Linked DNA regions of Mus musculus: regions 2 and 3 are each linked to region 1. The links are chromatin loops, found by intact Hi-C in ENCODE. Cell type or tissue: heart. All regions are shown on one strand.

Region 1 (8,000 bases):
GTGACACAGACTTGGTCTAACCTGAATACCAGAACCCATGTAAACGAGGAATCTCTGAGTCAGTTTGGACTATAAACAGGGAGAAAAAGTACCTCAAGCCAGATGCTAGCAAATGCCTCCAAAAATGCACCTTATACAGCTGCCATGTCCGGGGAGGAAAGGCAAAGATGGAGTCAGAGAAGAAAATAAAGGGGGGAGCAGAAGATTCAGTTGCATAAAACAATACAGAAGTAATAAAAGTCCCCGCAGGAAGGCGGATTCAGCAAGCAAGACCTACGTTCAAAAGCAATGTCCTAGTTAAGATAAAACATAAAAACAAAACGGAAAACATTATAGTTTATTTGGTTAGAATTAGAAACATTTTCCCTGTTCCCTTTTTATTAATAAGGAGGAAATCAACGAGATGTCACATCCACAGACAAAGCAAACATGTACCAGTAACTTAGACGGTTACTGTCATTGTGGTGCCAAAAGCAACTGTGGAAGAGAAAGTTTGCTTTGATTCTGGTTGCAGAGGGATAAGAGTTACGAAGGCAGCAAGGCATGGTAGCAAGCGTAGGAGAAGGAAGCTGAGAGACTATAATTCCACACACAGAGAGCAGAGAGAGCCAACCAGACAAGAACCACCAGGGCCGGCCCCCAGTGACATACTTCCTCCAGCAAGGCTGCACCTCCCACACCTCTCCAAACAGTGCCACCAACTACTCCAACACTTCACAAATACCCGGGAGAACATCACAACAGTCCTAGCAAGCGCTCCAAGGCCCAAAAGGTGACTGTTCCTTACCCAAGGTTATCCCCTGAGCAGACGCGCTCTCTTCCTGTGTGTGATCTCCTTTAAGATCATAAAATCATTTCTCTATCATCATTGCTCTTTTCCAAGTACCTTTCAAACGTCCTGCAACAGGGGCATATGTCTTATATTTCAGTGTTCCCATGAACCTGCATAAGGCCTACCGCATGGTGACATTCCATAACATTTTGATGAATACATAACAACACTCATTTACCTGCAAGCCATGATCCTCCACCGCCTTGCCTTATGGAGTAAAAGTTCAGGGCGAGCCAGGCTGTGCGGGAGCCCAGGCTACACCCATTCTTCAGGCTTTGGTTTTCCAACTCCTTTTCTCTACCTGGATCCAGCAAAGGTAAAGGAAGTGCCCTTAGGTGCCCCCTACCTACCCACTCACCATACAAGCAGGGCTTTCATAGCTCACAAGAAGTGCAGCCTCAAGTTGAAGCAAGATGGCCTGTTCCCTGTCAGACTCGCAAGTTTAAAAGCACAGCATCTGAGGCTGGAAGAAAAATCAGGCCTAGCCCTGAATGGGAGTGAGCACAAACTCTCTACAAGGACATAGGCAATGTGTGCTAAAAGCCTTAATGACAGTCGGCGCATTTGGATCGGACCCTGTGTACACTCTGTGAAGCACCACCTCATTAGAATTAGAAACATTTTGTATGTTTTCATGTATCACAGAAAATAAAATAAAAACTGTGCTGGCCATTTCACTGCTGGGAGTGTAAGGCAAAGGGCAGAGAGGAGTGTGGGTTATACTGAGACTCCACTGCGTATTTTTATTTCTGATAGTTAAGTATATCAGCAAGCTCAACAGAAATGGGGGCCTACAGTCCACCCAGACATGAGAACATTGCCTTATTTGGAGAACAATAAGGGATAAAACTTCAAAGCCTATTGTGGGGGGAAACTTTAAAATACATCCTATTGTTTTTCATGAATTCCTGATAGTTCAATTTTGCTGACTCAGGACAGGGAAGTAGATGACATAGACTGACTGGCGTTACTTCTGTTTCCACTGTTGCCTCTACCACTGTTTCCCCTCCCTCCTAAGACTCTAACATTGTAACAGTAGCAGCAAAAGAAATCAAGCCTCAATGGCCTAGAGAAGCAAGTGGGTGCTACATCAGTGGTAGACTTTAAAACTTCCTTGAAGACAGAATGAATAGAGCACCCCACCCCCGCCCCCCCAGAACAGGGTGGAATGTTGCCGCCCAGAATATCCACAAAGAGCCCTGGGAAGAATAGTAGAGGCACCTTTCTGAGCAAGCCTCTCAAAAGCTCTGTGTTTGGGGCCCATAAAGTTAAGGGTGAGAAGAAGGCAAAGAGCTGACCTGTGAGTGTGTGATACAAACTGAGGACTACCTGGTGAGCCACAGCCTGAGTCTCCTGGATCCTTACTGTGTGTGGTGAAAGCAGTGAGTGTCCTTAGCAATTCAGAGGGCTCTTCTGAAGAGAACCAAGGAGCGGGCCTGGGAGTCGGCACCCTTTAGCACTTCCCACCCACGCGTGCAGAGGGCATTCCAGGAAGAATTCAAGGGAAACAATCTTAGACTCAATGCTTCCAGAATGCTTAGCCAGGGCGTTATTCTGAAATATAAACAGGCCACATCCACACTGGAAACGAAAAGCTCTCCGGCAACAGGCAGGTCAGAACTGTGATGGCTAAATTCCCAAACCCAGGAGCTGAGACCTAACCGCCTCTGATGGGATTCACAGGGGCAGGGCCTTAAGATATCAGGGCAGAGCCCTCAGGGTGAATTAAGAGCTTTTCAGCACCGAGTTGAAAGTGGTCCCTGGCATTCTTCAGGCACCAGGCCTGGTGGGGTTTTGATATTGAACTTTTAGGAGCAAACTATGAAAAAGGAATGTGACTCAGTCTATGGTGTTTTGTTACACCAGGACACACAGAATAAGAGTGTAAATACATAAATATTGGGAGAGTGATCCAGTGCAGCGAAGGGAACATCCTGATGTCTTGCTAAACTCAGAAATGATATAATTTGTATCTACTGCTCTCTGAAGAAACAATTTATTTAAACAAAAAGCTAATGTGTTTGATTGCATTCTTTCCTAGGATTTAGGATTATCTTATTTTATTGATTACTTGACAACCTTTTGTTGTTGCTGCTGCTGTTTTTGTTGTGGTTGTTGTTCCTTAACAGTACATGGTAGAGATTTTGATCATCCAGGCCTCTCTCTCTCTCTGGGTACCACACTGACTGTGTCCACAGTGTTCCTGGTGAGTGCGAGCACCTAGTGGGTCTGTAGTTATCTTGAGTTGTTCCCCTCCTCCCTTTAACACAGCTACTTTAATTTCTAGAATTTCCTTTCCCTGATAGAGTTATAAAAAGCTTCATTTATTCCTCCATGACTCTGGCAAGCATAAATTTTGTTCTCTCTCTCTCTCTTTTTTCTGCACTTATCACCCCTTCATTTTGGCCTTAATCAGAAAGTTCCCAGGAATACAGTTTCCAGACAGGAAGCAGAAGCCTACCAGTCCCCGCAGTGTTTGCAGGAGTCCCAGTCTCAGAGACATGGAGTCTTTGAGGGTATGAACCCAGGCTTGTTCAGGGCCGTGGCTCTCTGCTTTATCTGGAATCTCCAGCGAATTTAAAGATAAAGAGGTTTTTTCTTTTCTTGTCTCTTTTCTCTACAAGACGAGCTATTATTGTGTTTCTTTTAGCTGGTTCTGTTTTTAGAGCTACAAAGTCGACTCTCCATGAAGGGCCCATGGTCCTCACCTTGAACTTACTTGTCTGTTAAGTTTTCCCTGGTCTGCGAGTCAACTCTCGTGGCCTCAGCTCCAGGAGGTTCCACATGGGAAACAATCACCGGATTGTTGGAACTCAGAGCCGGAACACAATGTGAGAGTTGTTCTGGTGTGGCTCCTGCTGACCTGCTGCTAAACTAAGAGGCTTAGTCTGCGCAGCACAATCCCTGGGCTGCCTTGAGAGGACGAGCAGGAGGCTGAGAATTGGCCGTGACTCTTCCCGGGATGCAACTGAGTACAATTTCACATACAGGGACAAGTCTAGTGTAGAGGAAAATGACTCTTGGTTTGAACAGATGAGAAATGCAAGACGGGGGCTACATTTGGCAGCGGGGGCTTGGGTGGTGGTGCTGGTGACGGTGGTGGTGGGTATTTTATCTTACAGTTTTCAGTTCATTATAGCTTGTCAGAGGATGAACGGGGAGGCAGGGACTGAAACAGAGGCTCTGGAGCATGGAGTAGCACTGCTCACTGCCTTACTCCCACTTCCTGCTCAGTTTGCTTCCTTACATCACTCAGAACTACCCGCCCAAGAGAGGCACCACCCACAGTGAGCTGAGCAGTCCTACAGCGATCATTAATGAAGACATCACCCCCCCAAGCTTGCCAACAGGCAAGTCTTATGCAGTTAGTTCCTCAACTGAGTGTCCCTCTCTACAGAGGAATGGTTATCACGTTAGAGCACAGAACCTGGACTAACCCAAACCTGTATTCCCAGGCCATACCCACTCATGGTGGTCTAGAAAACACCATCCCATTCCCTTGGAGAGCAGAGCTGTGTTTCTTTCCTTTTTTTTATCACACACACACACACACACACACACACACACACACACACACACTCACACCTGTTTTAGTCACACTCTTTAAAGCAATCTGAACATTATCACAGTATAAACTCTGGTAGTAGTCACCCTTCCCTCCCGTCCTCCCAGATCCTCCTCAGTCCTCCCTTCCTACCCATTTGACCCCACATTTTCTCTTTCTCTTTAGAAAACAAACAGGCAAATAAAAATAAACAAACCAAAATTTTACAAAAAAGAAAAAATAAATAAAATATACACACACAGCAAAGCCCGTAAAAATACAAACTTGGAAACCATAATAAAAGAATGAATATATATATGTATATGTATATGTATATGTATATGTATATGTATATGTATATGTATATGTATATGTATATGTATATGTATATGTATATGTATCAAACAAAGCATTATGAGATGAAGATGGCATTGAGTTCTTTTGTGATGGCTGTCTTCTCCTGGACACGAGGCCCACCCTACATTGTAGTCTATATACCCAGTGAGACTGCATTGGAGGAAACAAGTTTTTTCTTTGAGAGTGGCTGCCAGTTAGAGATGACTTCTTGGTTAGAGATGGGAGTTCAGCTTTCTCAGTGCTGGGATGCATCTGCCTTGAACCTGTCATGCTGCCAGCCTCTGTGAGTTCATGTGCACATCAGTCCTGCTGTGTCTAAAGACACTGTTTCTTTGGTGTCGTCCACCCCCTCTGGATCTTCCAATCTTTCCGCCTTCTTTTCTGCATAGCTCCCTGAGCTTCGGAGGGAGGAGGAAATGACAGAGAGTTGTCCCATTTATGACAGAGAGTTCCAAAGGCTTTTACCCTCTGCACATTGTCCAGTTGTGGGTCTGTCTGTATTAGTTCCCGTTTACCAAGGCTGGGAGCTTTCTCTGACGATGACTGAATGAGACACTGATCTGTGGCTATAGCAGAATGTCCTTAGGAGTCACTGCTGTGTTCCTTTAGCAGAACAATAGTATTTGGCTTTCTCCTAGGCCCATGGCTTCACCAGCATCAGATTCTTGGCCACCCTAGCAGTGTTGGGTTCATCCCATTGAGTGGACCTTAAAGCCACTAAGATTGTGGCTGGTTGTTCCCACATTATCTGCGCCACTGTTGTACCAGGGTGCCATGCAGGCAGGTTAGCACTGTAGATCTCAGAGTTTGTAACTGAGTTGGTGGGGTGGTTGCCTTTATCCTCTGGTAGAGTGCAGAATATCTCCTGGTACCATGAACACGAGTCAGCAGGGGTGAGGGTTTAGTTAGGCTCAAGCTCGACTTCTCCATACTCAGTGAGGTTTGTATGATGTGGTGTCTTCAGCAATAGGGACTTACCACCAGGTTGTGGACAGGAACCAATAACCTTGGCAATAGCTTGAGATGTTTGGGGTTTCCATGGGGCCCCTTTAGCCACCAATTCAATTACATGTCACCCATTCCTGGCACTGAGGTTTCTCTTGGTGGTAAAAGATGTGTAGTTGGGGCGTTATCTCCCCTGTTATTTGGTAATTCCATTTAGATTTCTTGTGTGTGTGTGTGTGTGTGTGTGTGTGTGTGTGTCTGTGTGTGTGTGTGTGTGTGTGTGTGTGTGTAATATATAAATTTTTACTACTGTCGGTTTCCATGTGGTTCCCGAAATATACCTTAAATATGCCTTAGTTAGTTGTTCCTACTTCTTCCTCCTCTTCCCCCTTTCCATTCTAGTCCCTCTCCTGTCTCTCCCTAACTATTCTATTTCCCCTGGCTTGAGAGATCCTCATCTTCCCTTAGTTCCTTACTCTATTCCTAACCTCTGTGGTTATACAGATTGTAGTATGCATAGCAAAGGCTTAAAAGCTAACATCCATACACAAGAGAATGCATGCCATATTTGTATTTTTGGGTCAGGGTTATCTCATTCAGGATGATTCTTTTATAGCTACATCCATTTACCTGAAAGCTTGATGATTCCATTTTTTTTCTCTTTTTTTAAATTAGGTATTTTCCTTGTTTACATTTCCAATGCTATCCCAAAGTCCCCCATACCAACCCCCCCAACCCCCTACCCACCCACTCCCCCTTTTTGGCCCTGGCATTCCCCTGTACTGGGGCATATAAAGTTTGCAAGTCCAAAGGGCCTTTCTTTCCAGTGATGGCTGACTAAGCCATTTTTTGATACATATGCAGCTAGAGACAAGAGCTCCGGGGTACTGGTTAGTTCATATTGTTGTTCCACCTATAGGGTTGCAGTTCCCTTTAGCTCCTTGGGTACTTTCTCTAGCTCCTCCATTGGGGGCCGTGTGACCCATCCAATAGCTGACTGTGAGCATCCACTTCTGTGTTTGCTAGGCCCCGGCATAGTCTCACAAGAGACAGCTATATCTGGGTCCTTTCAACAAAATTTTGCTAGTGTATGCAATGGTGTCAGCGTTTGGAAGCTGATTATGGGGTGGATCCCTGGATATGGCAATCACTAGATGGTCCATCCTTTTGTCACAGCTCCAAATTTTGTCTCTGTAACTCCTTTCCATGGGTGTTTTGTTCCCATTTCTAAGAAGGGGCAAAGTGTCCACACTTTGGTCTTCGTTCTTCTTGAGTTTCATGCGTTTAGCAAATTGTATCTTTTATCTTGGGTATCCTAAGTTTCTGGGCTAATATCCACTTATCAGCCTCGAAGATATGGGTACAGGGGAAAATTCCTGAATAGAACAGCAATGGCTTGTGCTGTAAGATTGAGATTTGATAAATGGGACCTCATAAAATTGCAAAGCTTCTGCAAGGCAAAAGACACTGTCAATAAGAAAAAAAGACCACCAACAGATTGGGAAAGGATCTTTACCTATCCCAAATCGAATAGGGGACTAATATTCAAAATATATAAAGAACTCAAGAAGGTGGACTCCAGAATATCAAATAACCCCATTAAAAAATGGGGCTCAGAGCTAAACAAAGAATTCTCACCTGAGGAATACTGAATGGCAGAGAAGCACCTGAAAAAATGTTCAGCATCCTTAATCATCAGGGAAATGCAAATCAAAACAACCCTGAGATTCCACCTCACACCAGTCAGAATGGCTAAGATCAAAAATTCAGGTGACAGCAGATGCTGGCGAGGATGTGGAGAAAGAGAAACACTCCTCCATTGTTGGTGGGATTGCAAGCTTGTACAACCACTCTGGAAATCAGTCTGGCGGTTCCTCAGAAAATTGGACATAGTACTACTTGAGGATCCCGCAATACCGCTCCTGGGCATATATCCAGAAGATGTCCCAACCGGTAAGAAGGGCACATGCTCCACTATGTTCATAGCAACCTTATTTATAATAGCCAGAAGCTGGAAAGAACCCAGATGCCCCTCAACAGAGGAATGGGTACAGAAAATGTGATACATTTACACAATGGAGTACTACTCAGCTATTAAAAAGAATGAATTTATGAAATTCCTAAGCAAATGGATGGACCTGGAGGGCATCATCCTGAGTGAGGTAACCCAATCACAAAGGAACTCGCACAATATGTACTTGATGATTCCATTTTTTAATAGCTGAACAATTTCATTGTGTAACTATACCAAGTTTTCATTATCCCTTCATCTATTGATGGACAACCGTTCCAGTTCTGCTGTTATGACTATGGCACAATTAA
Region 2 (8,000 bases), 100 kb before region 1:
CTTCTCTTTGCATACCCAACTGTGCAATCGTTCCTCTGCCGGCCCTCTCCAGGGCTGAGTGGGAGGGAACATTTGCTAAGGAGTAATTTCCTGCTGCAAGCACCAATTCACAGCTGTAACACCGTCTAGAAATTTATGCAAAGAACATTTACAACCCGCACACGCGGCTACGCTTCTGTCTTTTAGCTATGTAAGGTGATAGTACTGAATGTTCTTATAAAGTGAGACTTGCACAGAGGAGTAAAACTGTCTGGCTGCCTGACAGGACGTGAAAGGATCTCAGCTCTTGCAGCTCAGACAGCTATTTGCTGACTTGATCCGAGAGCTGCTCGGAGCTCTGCCCTAAAAATAAGCACAATGGCCATCATTAAACTCTCTTGGAAGAAGCATTATCCTGGGCGTGACAGGTACTGAGCAGCACAGTTCTAATTCACTCCTAGGAAATAAAAGGACTCAAGACACGTAATGTTCTCTAACACAAAGAACTGCATTTACAAGGGCTCTGTCGGGAAGGAGAACAGCAACAATGTCAAATACACGGATGGTATGGGGGTGATAAAATGCTTTCCAAATGTGAAAACGCTGAGAAACCCTAGTGGTCACATTAATCCCCAGGACCTAGCAGCACATAGGAGATACTCAATAAACATCTTTTCCAGGAATGGTGTGGCAAACACTACATCAAGGGAACGTATTTATTAGCAAATTCAATTTTAAGTGGGATAAAGGTGTGTGGGATGGTGTGGTTTGGTGCTGGAGGGCTAACCTGGAACCTTGCACGTGCCACGTAAACACCTGGCAGGGAGGCACATCCAGAACCAGGCAAGCTAAGCCAATAACTTCCATCTCCGCTAAAACTGAATATGACCAGTTTAGCACAGACAGAACCAGGAGTCTTTGGAAATCGCTGGATGAATGGCAAAGCAAATACTAGAAATCACCCCTCCCACACTGTCACCCACCAGAGGCACTCCACCCAGACCCTTACCTCTTCCTTCTTCTCTTCTGGATGGGTGGCTCCATCGAGATTCTCGGGAAAATAGCTGTCACCGCTTTCTCCCCCCACATCACCAGCAGCGTTAAGGACAGTATCCTGGAGGGACACGGGTCCCGGTTGCCTGTGCGAAGCATCCTCAGTCCGCTCTTCACTGTCCGCTGAACTGAGGGACAGCACACTCAGACTACTGGGGCACTTAGTACTCCCTGGGCTCTGAGGGCTTTGGGGCTTGGGTGTGGTAGGTCTCAGAGGAGTGGGAAGCTGCACGGGATTAAAAGGATGTTGGCTGCCAGTATGTGCCTCACTGGAGCCTTGGCTCAACCCTTCTGGGTCCGTGGGGATTGGTGAGGGACTGCTGGCACGAGGTCCATCATTTCCCAGTGGCTGAGCACTTTTAGTTTCCAGGGGGAATACTGCAGTATCCACATCTAAGTGGGGCTCTGGAGCTGCGTAGGGCGCAGTGGTGCATGGTGCAGGGATACAGGGTGAGCCGCCACGCCTGGCATCTGGCTCCACGCTGCTGCTAGTACGACGCGAGTAGTCATCGTGTAGCTTGCTTCGTGGCGCAAGTAGTGGGTTCTCATCCCCGAGACCGGGACCAGGGCCAGGGGCTGCACTCCTGGGGGCCTCCCTCTTCCAAGCCGCATCCTTGACATTGCTCACCAGTCTCAGGACTCTGTCGAAGTCCTTGGCCCGGATGGGGCTCCTCCAGCGTCTGGTTCTTCTCTCTGAGCCACCCGGCTTCTCCGGGTCTGTGAAGAAGCTGCTCAAGGTTCTGGAGGGAACCTGCCTGTCACCCTGCAGTTCCGTGAGGTTGGATGCAGACTTGCGCTTGAAGGAGCTCTTCAGGACGCTCAAGCTGTCGATGCTCTTGCTTCTGCGTGGCAGAGGCACAGCCCTGCTGGGTTCAGGGTCTCGAACTTGGATCTCACACACGGCGGGCTCCGGCACTGGCTGCCGCCCCAGGTCCAGCAGGCTGATGCGGCCCAGGCCATAGGCCCTGCGGATGCTGCGAGAACGGTGTGTGCTCCTCTGGAAGGCGTCCTCCGTGTCCTCGGGGTCTGAGCAGTCAGACCCGGCGCCATCTCCTACAGGGCCCAAGGATGTACACCTGCCCAGGCCCTTTCCCAGGATGGCAACGGTGCCATTGGGAGCAGCCCTTCCTGGGTCTCCTGTAGGCTCCTCCTTGGAAACTTCTGCCCCCTCCCGGTTCTGAATTCCTTGAAGGACAGAAGATTTTAGTCTTTTAAAGGAGCCCATTTTACGGAAGGAGGCCAGGGCATTCCACGTGGAGGAATTCCCCACAAGGACGACTGAGCGAGGTCTCTCAGAGTTCGAATTCATCCTCTTCCGACTACCAGAGAAGAGACGTACCAGCTTCGATGGGCTGAGCCTGGTTTCCCCGGCTTCGGGATCACTGCTGGGGCTGCTTTTGCAGCCTCCATTCTGACATGCTGAGGATGTCACCATTTTCGGGGCCTTTGGGTTGGAGGCTGAACAAGTGGCTGTGGCACCTTGCCCATGGCCATCCTGGGCTGTTGTCATGTTCTTGGGGTGGGCAGCCTGGCTCAAACCCCCATTCACGCCGGTAACTGGGGGTCCCTGCTCCAGACCTTCATCTCCAAGGACAGCAGCCTGGCTTTCACATCTGCTGTGTGCATCTGGATCCGTAGTCACAGCTACTGCCTGCAGCACAAAACAAAGCAGGCGTTTAACCATTGTCCCCAAGGAGGCGCCTCTATAGAGGCTGATCGTTCAAGCTAACAACTGCTAACAGAAGAAAAACCCCACAAGCTCCAGGACAAGGCTGGGTCATTAAGAATTACTCTAAAATCTACTTCTCATCAAAGCAAGAGTGGAAGGCATGCAAATGATGTATTCCTCAAAGGAGAAACGAAAAAGACAGCTATGGATGTACATCTGACACAACGGAGAAATCCCGAAACCCCGAGAAGACCCTGGAACGCAAATGGTAAGACCTTGTTCTTTATGTGAACGGAAGGGATCTTTTATTATGAAACATCAACCCCACCGTGACTTCCAAACACGCCTACTGAAACACCAGCCTGTATGAGCAGGGGCTCGGTTGGTGGACTCCTGGGAGTTCTGACAGAGGCCAAGTGACTAAGGAAAACTGTAAGAGAAACTTACGGCATTATAGGGACTCAGGGCACAACATACCAAGCCAGAGAAGCTGGAGGAAAGGCTGTGTGCAGAAGACACCCAGAAAGTTCTACTTGTCCATAGAGTGATGTGAGGAAACACATGGGGCTGTTAGAAACTCAAGACATGGACATATGACTAAAATACCCTCTTCCCTCTGGTCCTACATCCAAGCCTCTATACATTCCTGTGCCCATTCCTCCCAAGGTTGCCCAAGCCTCCTCCACAGCACTACCTAACCCCCAAAAGTGTGTGAGAACACCACATCTTTAACCTTTCCCATCAATCAAGTCCATCTCAGCCTTTCTCGGCCTTCATAGGATGGCTCAAATGTCATGGCCCTTCTATTTCCAATAAATAAATTAATAATTGAGCTTCAGATTATGAGACCACAAAAGGCCATCGGTCAGACAATGCTTACATCATTTCTAGGCGGTTGACTAAGGTCAAGGGTAGATAGAGGCTCTGGGCTGAGGCCTTTACAGCATCACTGAGCCTTCCCAGAAGTCTGGGGCTATCAGAATGCACTCAGAAAACTGCATGGCCACGCAGGCAGGTGAGGGCATTTGTCTGGAGGTCCCGCTGCTAGTCCCCTCTGAATGATGCATTAAACCAATGCCTAGAGAGACAGAGGCACTGCTGGGATCTGTACCCTGGGCACCTGACTCCAATTCCAGCACCTTCCGACCTGTAGAAATCAAATCCCAACTTGGTTTCAGATACTAGTCAAGGCCTTTACCTCCTAGAAACAGCCAAGGCAGGAAGAGGAAACTGTAGAGAGAACCTGAGGTTCTATTTTATTTAGCTCACCATTTTTCAAGCTGGACTTGATCTATGTGAAGCGGCAGTCTGCATTACCTGCTCCTGCGCACTGCTTTCTTTCCCCTTTGGCCCCTGTATCATGCCCAGTGAGGAAGGACTGTCAGGGAGAGCCAGGGGGAACAGATAAAGGATTGATGCCACCCAGGATGTGGGAGTCTCTACTGACTTAGGCTGTCAGCACTTTACTAATAGGAAGACTGATGGCCTAACTGGGCCCTTTGCGGTGCACAAATCTAATGGAGAAGATGGTGTGTGAGAGGCGTGGGGGCGGGGAGGGGCCGTGGGTGCATTTGAATGAGCCACATGAGCTGAGTCTTAATTCTGCCTGAGAGGCGAAAGGGACCAACAGTTAGACTGCCTGCCTGTCCTCAGCATGGTGGTAGTGTGCTTACTTCCATACGCCTCAGAGTCTTAAAATGAACCACAGAGAGAAGTGTCCAAATCCAGTTTGCAGGCAAGAACTGACCACAAGGCCGAGTAGTAATAATGGTCTTTCGAGGACTTGTGTCAGTCACACAGGGGACAGCAGGATTCCCGCCTTAGAGCGGGGCTGAAGTTGGTGACACCAGTAGAGGGCACCATGAGACCTTTTTAGTCCAGGACAAAGCCTGTGTTAAGAGGACCCTGGAGGCTCAAGGGCTACAGAGAAGCATGTTGGGACATTTGAAAATGCTCCTTGAAAGACATGGGGCTATGCCTAGATGCTAAACCTACTACTGTCACACAATCTCCAGTAAGCCATCTCAGCAACCTGTGCTTCATGCTGTCTATGAAATAAGAGGGAACTATCCATCAACTCAGGATGCCATGATCCTCCAGAGGGTGCAAGCAGCAGGCCAGGCCCCTCGAGGGGTTCAGGATGGTGAGTGGAAGTTGGCATGAGGAAAGGACAGCTGGGAACACGGTGTGCCTGGCAGGAGGTGAATGAAGGTGACCAGTCTCAACTCTCAGGCAACAGCTGGGGGGTGGGGGTGGGGGGCAGTCCTTAACAAACTGGGTACAGCAAGCAGAGCAGTGCCTGCCATTGGAGGGGTGGCCCAATGCAATGAGCGCTGAGAATCATGGGAAATGGGGCAGGATGTTTACATACCCTGAGTATAAAATCTAATCATTCTTCAAGACCAATTCAGGGGTCACTTCTGTACCTCTGAAGTGAGTAAGAAAATCCGTATGTGCTTCCAGGGCGGTGGAACCTCACCCCATGTATTACCAATGCATAATGATATTGTGGGAATATGAGCAAATCTATGGGCTGTTAAGGTTTGAGAACCATGAGACTGAACACTTCAGCTTACTCAAGACTATTATCTTGATACAAGACTGCATCAGTTTTCCTGACTGTATCTACTTAGGTGACAGATCATGACATACTTGTGTGTGTTTCTTCAACTGGTGATTACATTTTTAAATTTTTTTTTATTTTTATTTTTTTTTGGTTTTTCGAGACAGGGTTTCTCTGTATAGCCCTGGCTGTCCTGGAACTCACTTTGTAGACCAGGCTGGCCTCGAACTCAGAGATCCACCTGCCTCTGCCTCCCGAGTGCTGGGATTAAAGGCGTGCACCACCACGCCCGGCTGGTGATTACATTTTAAGAGGTTTCACATATGCTAGACAAACATCTCCCGCCACTGAACTGTATCACAGCCCTTTTTTCCAATGATACTGGGTCGTTGTTATTTGTCTCGTTACTTTTTTACTTTGAGACAGGGTCTCACTAAGTTTGTATTTGAACAGCAATCCTCCTGCCTCAGCCACCCAAGTAGCACTCTAGGCACTGCTTGCCCCTATTTCTCTAGGTTGAAGATGCTTACATTTTTATTACACCAGTAAGCATTTACTATTAAAAAAAAAACACGTAAATTTAGATCCAGACTCCATCTGAATGGGTTTAGAAAGCTAACGATGTACTTACTGTCTGTCCATGAGCCAAGCAAGGCTGTTTACTGCTTTAGAGTGGAAAGTGAAAGTCACAGGAAGGAACAAAAGCTTTCCCAGAATCTCCGAGGAACACACCAAGTTGCGTTATTGAGAACCGATGCTTTGACCCCCATTAACTAACAAGGGTCGCAATTCAATTACTGGCTCCATGGCAAGCCTGATAAATCATGGGACCCCTGCCAGAGATGCTTCTGAAGGGAACTCCAAGAAAGAATTCGAGATGGGAATATTGTGACATCCAGTTGCCCACAAGCTGGCCTCCGGGGTGAATGAACTCCACAGTGGAATGTTTCTCCCCACTCGTAATGAGAAATCTCTACAAAACCAGCTGTGACCAACTCATTTCAATTAGAACCAGAAATGTCAGAGGGGTAAAATTATGCATCAGCTTGGGCTACGGACACCACCTCGGAGCACATCCGATGCTCGTCCGAAAACCAGCGAGGCTGGGGACTACCGTGCAACAGCCGCACATCCCCGTTCATCTCCATGGTTCCACTTACATTCAGACAAAAGACCCAAAAATCATTAAAACGAGTGTCCCGAAAGCAGGCAATTCATAGGTTTTTCTTTGCATCTTGCACCATCCTTCCCTGTCCTGGCTAGGATATAAACTGTCATTCTGCCTGGCTTACCCACGCCTCGTACACTACATTCTCTCCTACTGGGCATTCAGTAGCCATCTGTCTCAGAATGCTTGTCGGTGGCACTGCAGTGCTGAGTTCAAGTAATCCTGGTTTCACTTAGCAACAGCCCGGAAGCACAAAGGGAGAGGTGTCGGCAACTCAAACGATGGACACATTTTAGGTTCAGCACGATCTGAGGTCTCAGTCTGACTGATGCGGACCATTACTAGGTGATGGGTGGGGATGAGCGACCAGCAGTTAGAGTACAGTGACTGGGCATGGAGTTAGTTCAGGATTGTCACCTATCGGCCAGAACCTAGAGACCTTCTCAGCCCTCTGCCCCAGTCTCTGTGGCCACCAAGTCTCAGAGACCATCACTGCCTGGCTCACGAGACCTCCAGGGATGTGGAGTGGCACACTACCTTATCCCTAGCCTGAGGCGCCTTCCTTCTGGACAAGTCTGCCCTGGCTCCCTCCCATCTTGTAATCCCAATCACCCCCCATCCTCCAGCCTTCATTCTGTCACCGGAGTACTTCCTGGTCTGCAAATGGAACTGTCACTGGAATGCCATGTCATTGGCTGCAGGTCTCCAGACCTCTCCCCAGCCAGGCTCCATTCTGTTTGGCTCTGTGGTGCTTACTAAAACAAACAACCACAACGACAACAACGACGACGATGAAAACTGAGGGTCTTGCGCAAGTGAGGCAAGCTCTCCGCCCCTGGGTTACTCCTTTAGGCCACAGGCTGACCCCACTGCAGATCCTCTTCTGCTCTCGGATTCTCTCTCCTGCAGGGGATCACAATTCCAAGCTATCATGACTAAAGGCATCTGATAGGTCTGGTCAGTGGGAGCCAAGTGTGGGCGGGGATCTGGGAGTGGGAGGAAGGAGGCCCCAGCACCTCTGTGGGTGACATCTGTCTCTGCTTTGGCTCTGTCCCCTTACGTCTCAGATTCTTTCAGGTTGTGGGTTCAAGTGACCATTCCTCCCCTCCAGTGTAGGGGTCAGCTGCACATCTGCCAACTTGCCCAACTGAATACACAAAATCCTGTCTTGGAGTCTCTTTGCAATAGCTAGAGGCAGTTCTCTTTGCCTGTTCCATAGGCATGTACTTTGCCATGACATCATTAACTCAAGTGAGGAGGCTCTTGAGAAACTCTCCCTCCCTCTCTAACACAGGAGCCCTTTCTCTGGTTCTCAGCACCTTCTATGTAGCTCAATTGGTCCTACTGCTTACCACCCTGGCCCAGCATTTTGCTCCTCCTCTGCTTTCTCCAAGTATCTCTGAAGACTTTGAAAAGTGTGTTAAAGTAAACAAAATCAAGTCTGATTTCGCCGTCCTCATCATCCACCAGGTGAATGACGGGCAGACTGAGGATGGGGATAACACTATGTGTTCTGCACACATCAGCTAGATCAGTCTGAGGCCACATAGCTTTTCTATGGGAGCCGT
Region 3 (8,000 bases), 57 kb after region 1:
AAATGAGCATGTCTGTGGAATCACAAGCTGGCTCTTTGTAGCACATGTGCAGTGCAGCGCGAGAACCCCTGGCCCTGCAGGCAACAGGCAGCCTTGGGGGCTAATGGAGACTGTAGTTTACACAACCTAATCCTCCAAGGCTGTGTGAAGTAAGACAGGGTACAGCGTTTCTGTTCTTAAGCAGCCTTGTTTTCTTCACAAACACTTTGAATGATGAGTGTGAGCGCACAGTCACAATAAGTCCCCTCCGAAAGGGTTAGCTAAATTTGCTTATTTTTTAAGCGCTGGAGGGCGGATCATCAGAGGGATTAGCAGGAGCACTGCGTGTTCCCTCAGCGTTCCGATCCTCACACGACTGCACGTCTCCTGTGCCTGACCCGAGAAGGCCTCTGCTGGCAGGCTGGGATTTTAGTGTCTCACATTGCTACCTCTGAGAGCAGCTTAGCAATTAATTATTCCCGGGAAACCTCCTATTTAAAAGCTCTTTTGGACAGAGCTCGTTTTGTTAAACTTGACATGCGTCTATCCGAGGTGACTGCAAAGTGCATTTGCGGATCTCTGCAGTCCCATCGTGAGTAGCTTTTCTTCCTGGCTAATGGGCTGGACCCGGACCTGTGGGATTACACACGTGGTCCCTAGAGTGTGCTCTCCAGTGTGGGGGGAATGGAGGCTCCCCGACACGGGGGGAGGGGGGGCATGAGGATCCTTCATGGCATTTTTTATTTTTTTTATATACACTTTGTTCCTTTGTGTGTCAGGATTTTTTTTTAAGTATTAGCATCTGTGTACATGCATTCATTTCCACGGGGGCATGTGGGGGTCAAGGACAAGCGTCAGGAGTCTTCTCTTCTCACTGTGGGTTCCAGGGATCAAACTGAGGCCAGGTTTTTGCTGTGAACGACTTTACCCGTTGAACTATCATGCTGGTCCCTTCACAGTGTCTCAGAGTGACCCCTGGCTATTGTTTGCATCTGAAATGTCCCCCAGAAGCCCACATGTTAGAGCTTGGTAGCTTGGCATTACTGAAGGTGATGGAACCTGGTTAAGAGTTGGGTATACTGGGAAGGTTGCATTAAAGGCGTGTCCACAAAAATTGCATGACCCCAGTCTCTCTTCCTCCTCGCTTTCCCCTTTTGCTTCTGGCCATGGGGGTGAGCATTTGCTCTGCCACACACTGCTACCACCATATGCTGCCTGACAGAGACCCAAAGCAACTGGGCCACAACTGGGCCACCTGCATTGAAATTGTGATCTCACTCGACCTTCTCCTCTTTATAAGTTGAGTTGATTGTTTTGTGCATTTTGTTACAGCAATGGAACTCTAACGCGTTTTTCTTTGTGGACAGCTAGGACAGCGTTTCTTCCATTTTCCTGCGTGGGCAAAGCTATGCAGGGTCTCCATCAGGCTAGAGACACAGACCAGCTTGTTACAGTTTTAGGACCTGTACCACAAGCACATAACCTAGAACAGCTCTTCCTCTGTGCTCTATGAGCCTGATGATGTTGGAAAGACCTCTAACAATTTTTTTGGGACAATGGCATTTTTTCTATTTATTTATTTATTTTACATCCAGATCTCAGCTTCCCCTCCTTATCTCCCCTTTCTCCATTCTCCCCTCCCTTTCTCCTCAGTGAAGGCCAGGTTTTCTGTGGATATCAACCCACCAACATATCAAGTTGCAGTAGGACTAAGCGCATCTTCTCCTATTGAGAAGGCAGCCCAGTTAGGGGAAAGAGCTCCAAAGGCAGGCAACAGAGTCAGAGACAGGCCCTGCTCCTGTTGTTAGGGGACCCAGATGAAGACCAAGCTGCACGTCTGTCACATGTACATAGGAAGACTGGGTCTGACTCTCTGTGAGCCCCTATGTTGTATAAATTTCTACCCATAGCACACAAGAATCAGTTCCTGAGATTGGAAATGGTGTCTGGTCAGGGTTCAAATGGAGACCATACATTTAAGGAACTCCTTTTCCCCCATGTATCTCTTAAAGTTTGAGTCTGAATCATAATCCAAGCCACCAGCCTCTATACAAACTGCTAACCAAAATACTCTTTCCCTCTTAGCAGAAAGACAGCACCTCCCCCCACCCCCAACACAGCCCTGCAGACATGTAGATGTGCAGATGTGCAGGCAAGCAGATGAGCAGATGTGCAGGTGAGCAGATGTACAGATGAGCAGATGTGCAGGTGAGCAGATGTACAGATGAGCAGATGTGCAGGTAAGCAGATATACAGATGTACAGGTAAGCAGATGTACAGATGAGCAGATGTGCCCTTCTCCACCATCTAGTGGCTAGAGAGAAAAATGCTTTCCAGAGCAACACCAGCCCTGGCTTCCACATCCTGCCTGTAACAAGGTGAGCTTACAAGACTGTTAGGTACCCAGCAGGCTCATCACTTTCTTTTCTTGGTGCAATCTAGGGTAAGAATGACTTGACAGATTTCACACCCCTGCTAGGTGATGCTGGGTCTTAAATCCCAAAGTCCTCTTCTGTCTGAATACTGACATTCAGGGAGTCGAGGCTAAGGACCCAAGTTTTAAATGGTAGAGAGACAGCCTCCATGGACCATATTCACAAGGTGTTCGTATCTGAAGCAATGGTGTTTCTCAACACTATCGCTTAGCTTCTGTCAATTGTGATTCTGAGTTAGGACTGGCTTTGAAACTCCAGGCAAGTAAATTTCTTCTAAGACCTTTGTCTAAATTTTGTGATTAAAAAATGGAAGAAATCAGAAACATTGTTGCTAGCTAAGCGCTTGGTGCTTTATATCTAAAGTAACGATGTCACAGAGGCAGTAACTGAGCTGGAGATACACACAGGTCTTACAGACCCACAATAAAATGCTAAAGGACTAGAGAGACCCTAAGAGCATCAGGAGAGGGTGAGATTTAATGAGAATTGCCAACTATAGCCTCATGCAAGGTGGAGGGGAAATAACCAAAGCTGAGCTTCTTAGTCCCAAAACAGCCCTACAGGAAATTCCGTGGAGCAGTCTTCTATGGAAAACAGGAGATGTATCTTATAAATAATGAGGTGAGCAGAGCCATGAGGAGACAAGGCGCCATAGCGGAAGAGGGGAGACTGGACAAAGGATGGACCTTCCTGGCCAGAAGAAGACAGCATCCGGTGCAATGATAAGGAATGCAGTGTTCAGGTGCTGCCTGTAAAATGTCCTTTACACGGAAGGTTAGTGCATTGTATTGTGCCTAGACAGCTCTTAAAGCAGCCCCACTTTGCATTTTCCTTTTTTTTTTTTCCAGGTTGGTGTTCAGTGAGAGGTGGGGAAGCAGGAAGAGATGATCTGGAGGAATTCCTAATCAATAACTATAACATGATATCTCCTATGATGGATTAAAGGGGTGGAGAGTACGCATAAATACACAGACAACAATACATATTTGCATACAGATTGCTGTTTCATTAGCAGTGACCTTGAATGTAAGTGTTGGCCATTCGGAATTTAAATATTAGGAAGTAACTATTATAATATCAGTGTGAACCCCTTGGAGTCGGAGCGGGGGAGCCTGCAGACCCAGGCTTTGTCTCCGGTTCCTCCATTTGGTGCTGCATTAATAGCAGAAGTCTGAGCGACCGACCCCAGAGGCCCACGGTGGATGGGTGAGTAGAGAAAGCTGATCTCAGCCTGAGGCCAACCGACTCCTCCCTGCCATGAAGAACAGGAAGGCTGAGAAAGAGCACAGTGGGAAAGATAGGTGGGCGGAGCTGCCAGTGGGCCAGAGTGGAGGACAGAAAAACAAACCTCATACAGAGGGCCTATGAGTCCCCAAGCCTGCATACCTCTGTCTCAACTGTCCCCCCAGGACCCCCACTGTGTCCTCCAGGTCCCAGGAGAATCTTCCACCCCAGCTCTTGATGTCTTTAATGTCAGCTCAGATATCTTTAATTTCTGCCAGTCTTTCCTCCCCTTCCCCCAAACCGCCCACCCCCATCAAGTCTCTCATATGACCTCATCTGGGGAGTTTTCTGGGCTCCACTCTCATTGGGCTGTCAATGAGGAACATTCTCTAGACAACCGCACTGTCCTGGGCCAGTGAGGAGTCTAGCAGAATTGTAACAAAGCCATTTTCTTCTCCCAACCCTCACACTGGGAATTCCCTCACACTGGGAATATGACCTCATCCCTGAATCCAGATTATGCATGTGTGCACTCAAGTGCCTTGCCCCTCTCCCCCCGCCCCCGCCCCCATGCCATCGTGGCTGTCACTCCAGAACCCCTAAACATGAGGTAAGAGGGAAGCATCCTTAGGCAGAGACCCTAGAGGTGCAGGTAGTGAGGCTGAGGTGGCGTGGCTGGAACAGCTGCCCTCTGCTGGCTGCCTGCCCCCCCTCACAACACTCCCCCCCCCCCCATGGGAAACTTCTTTGTTAGTTTCACATCTTCTTGGCAGGTCAAGCAGACTCTGCACACACACACACCCCACTTCCCCCCCCCCCCCCCCCGTGAAGAAAAATAGATACAGGTGTCTGAAGTCTCAGGAGGGCTCCCCCAGCAGCTTTCTTGAGAATCCATAGCTTTGTCCACACAGTAGGGAAAGGCTGGAGATGAGACTGATGGGGGTCTACAACCTGGCTTAGCTCACAACACATACTCAGGTAAGGATGTCCTAGAGATAAAAAAACAACACACACACATACACACACACAACGGTAACACAGTCTTTGTGCTTTAGCACAAAAGACAGAAAACAGCACATTTTGGAGAATAAGGTAGGCGTTTTGTGATAGGGAAATAGTTCAAACTTGCCCCCGTCTTAGTACCTGAGTGTTGTGTAATGACTGCAGCTGTCTATAAGGCAGTGTCCCATGACACACTGGCTGCCATTGCCCATACTGTGCCAGAGCTCTGCCTCTGAGCTGAAAGCAAGCCTCAGAAGACATTCAGAAAGTTCACCGATAACCCTTTTTGCATTCAAACTCCTGGCTGGGACACAGGTCAGAAAATGACTTCATCTTTTCTGGATTCTTGCCCAAGGCTGAGCCCTGGCAGCTGCCACCTTGTGCCCTGGTGCTGTTCTGGCTGGACACCAGCTGGGCTCTTTTCTTCTGTCTTGGCTGCTGGCTTCACTCAGGGACAGCGGCCCCTGAATGATCATTGCTGGGTCTGAGCCATCCTCTGAGCCTACACGGCAGAAGGCACCAATGATGCACCTCTTTTGGTTTGTTTTATTTTGGCATTGGCTCTTTTAGAATGAGGTTTTTTTGTTGTTGTTTAATTTTTTGTTTGTTTTACTTTTTCTTTTCTTTTCTTTCTTTTTTTTTTTTTGAGACAGGGTTTCTCTGTGTAGCCCTGGCTGTCCTGGAACTCACTTTGTAGACCAGGCTGGCCTCGAACTCAGAAATCTGCCTGCCTCTGCCTCCCGAGTGCTGGTATTAAAGGCATGCGCCACCATACCCGGCTCTTTTTCTTTTCTTTTTTTCTTTTCTTTCCTTTTTCTTTTTCTTTTTCTTTGTGGAGATCTGGCCAAGCAGCGCTTCTGAGGAAGTGACTTATCAGCATTATCAGATTTCAAGGACCCAGAGTCATGTGAGCTGGAGGACTTCTGTTTTCTGTGACAACCATGGACCACCTATTGCTTAGTCCCATTTTACTCCCTTAATTCAGACAGTTCCTGGGACGCACATGGGCAATGTCAATCCTTGAATTTCTTCTGGTGGTCTGGGAATGTCTGCAAACGAGGTCACATGATTTGTCCCTGCCTGGCTTTGTAGAACCTCCTGAAGGTACCATATGCTGGCTACACAGTAAAGGGACTCCAAAGTATTTACACATGTGGGGGGAGCCCTCCATAACAAACAGGTTCTCTACCCTCCCTGTAACGGTGTGTAATATTCCAAACTTGGCAAATATACAGTACAGTTGGCTCCCCGTGGATTCTGCGTCTTTGAATTCAACCAATCACACACTGCAGATATATATATATATATATATATATATATATATATATATATATATTTTTAATTCTCTTTGTACTGTGTGGCGGTTTGAATATGTGTGGCCCAGGGAGTTGCTCTCTTAGGGGGCGTGGCTTTATTGGAGGAGTTGTGGCCTTGTTGGAGGAAGTGTGTCACTGTGGGGGTGGACTTTGAAACTCTGCCCAGTGTGGAAGAGCCAGTCTTCTCTTGTTTGCCTTTGGAACAAGATATAGAACTCTCAGCTCCTTTAGTGCCGTGTCTTCCTGCATGCATGCTGCCATGCTTCCTGCTATGATGATAATGGACGGAACCTCTGAGCCTGTAAGCCAGACCCAGTTAAATGTTGTCCTTTATAAGAGCTGCCTTGGTCATGGTGTCTCTTCACAGCAATGAAACCCTAACTAAGACATACTGAAACATTTCCACCAACTCCTGTCATTATTCTTGACCAAAAGAGTCCAATGACCATTTATGCAGCATTTACATTGCACTGCAAATTCCAGGTTGTTTAGAGAAGATGTCAGGTGTAAGATGATGCCTGCTGGGTCTCAGCACATGTGACACCAAGGACCATTTCACAGTCTCTGGGTTGTGGTGTGTTTGGGAACCCTGGAACCAACTGTATACATGTATATACAGTAGACTTTCCAAAGAGACTTTATACTGTAAAGCATTGCCTAATTTGAACTATAGGATGTGCATTTTTAGTGTTCTCATGACTGTTGTCATTGTTAATGCTGCTGCTACTGATATTTTACGGCAAAGGAAATCAACAACTGTAGAATCAAGAGTTTTAGGCTCCTCATCATGTTCAGGGTTAGAACTCAGACATTCCTTAGCCTGAATCCTAAATTTAAGTAGCTGAGGACTTAGCCCCTATGCGTAGCCCCTATGCCTGTTTCACTGTTTGTTAAATTAATTGTATAACTGCTTCCCTTGTCTTAAGTCTCTTTTCTCCTTTCTTCTTGTTATTTTTTGTCTTCTGGTTTCTTAAGATGAATTCTAACTCTTATTTTAAATTTTTCATTATACTAAAGACAGCGTTTAAAGCCATTTTCTCCAAAGACAACTTTTTGTGCATGCTGTAGGTCTGCTATGAGGACTCTTGGTGTGCACGCGCGCGCGCTTGTGTGTGTGTGTGTGTGTGTGTGTGTGTGTGTGTGTGTGTGTGTGTGTGCCCAGAAGAGGGTATTGGACACCCTGGAGTCACTGTGTGGGTGCTGGGAACCAGACCCTGGTCTTTTGCATAAGAAGCCAGTGCTCTTGACTGCTGAGCTGTCGTTCTCTTGCCTTCTTGCTGAATGACTCACTGCAGCCTCGGCTTCCTGCTTGCTCGGGAACATTTAATGAATGCACTTTGTTTTCTAAATAGAGAACTTTTATATGATTCATCTGTTCGGGGCTGGGGGGGTGGGGGGTGGTAAGAGACTGATGACTCTAAACTCTACTTTCTTAAACTCTCTGAAATGTCCTTCGTCATCAAGGTTCTGACAAATGCTATAAAATTTATCTTTTAAAAGATGAGAAATAAGGAAAAGTTACATATTTTCAACTTTGTGATGCAAATTTTACATATATTTTTTGCATGAGGAAAGACTTCTTTCAGATTCTATTTGTCTTTGATTATTTGAGGTCAATTCACTTGAATTCTTCAGTGAGAATATTGAAAGCCTTCATTATATCTGTGCCCCATCAAGTTCTGTTTACATTTTTGTTGCTCCATGTGTTTGGGCCTGCGTTGTTGGTATAGACAGGTGCTTTAATTTATCTAAATGACATAATGTAATATTGAACGTGCAGTAGGTCTACCTGTCAGTCACCTGGGGATTGCAAATAAAATGCACAATGAGGCACATGAAGTGTGAGAGAGAATTTACATATCAACTTTCTGTGCTAAGGGATGCCCGGGTAGCAGGTAACTCACTGCTATTTCTGGGTATGTCTGAGAGGCTGTTTCCAGGAGGAAAGGAGGTCGTTTCTCCCCAGTGTGAGCACCATCCACTTAATCAAGGGCCAAGTCAGGACAAAAGCCACAAGGTAGAGTGACTTTGGTGAAGACAAGAC

The links. Peaks named below come from ENCODE experiments on the same cell type or tissue, not always from the same donor. Only the 100,000 strongest peaks of a DNase experiment are listed, where the experiment ranks them.
Region 2: it touches region 1 in a loop (2.8-fold over the local background); 4 of 42 quality-filtered maps call a loop at or near these places.
Region 3: it touches region 1 in a loop (4-fold over the local background); 7 of 42 quality-filtered maps call a loop at or near these places.

The regions. Positions count from the first base shown.
Region 1 is chr14:60,582,965-60,590,964 of GRCm38, reverse strand. It overlaps a transcript of Spata13 not described here. Among named protein-coding and RNA genes, the nearest start is that of Gm41166, 36 kb to the left of the region's middle. In heart, no CTCF peak of the experiment used is centred here; a DNase peak (open chromatin) is centred at 3,684; H3K27ac peaks cover 1,393 bases.
Region 2 is chr14:60,685,537-60,693,536 of GRCm38, reverse strand. It overlaps Spata13 (spermatogenesis associated 13), which reads right to left. Exons shown (of 13, transcript NM_001033272.2): 2 at 989-2,683. The coding sequence starts at 2,542. Among named protein-coding and RNA genes, the nearest start is that of Gm41165, 5.2 kb to the right of the region's middle. In heart, CTCF peaks have their summits at 592 and 4,546 (motif pointing right); a DNase peak (open chromatin) is centred at 4,566; H3K27ac peaks cover 272 bases; H3K27me3 peaks cover 448 bases.
Region 3 is chr14:60,526,251-60,534,250 of GRCm38, reverse strand. It overlaps a transcript of Spata13 not described here. Among named protein-coding and RNA genes, the nearest start is that of Gm41166, 93 kb to the left of the region's middle. In heart, CTCF peaks have their summits at 2,300 (motif pointing left) and 4,294 (motif pointing left); DNase peaks (open chromatin) are centred at 3,080, 3,960, 5,040 and 6,100; H3K27ac peaks cover 548 bases; H3K27me3 peaks cover 388 bases.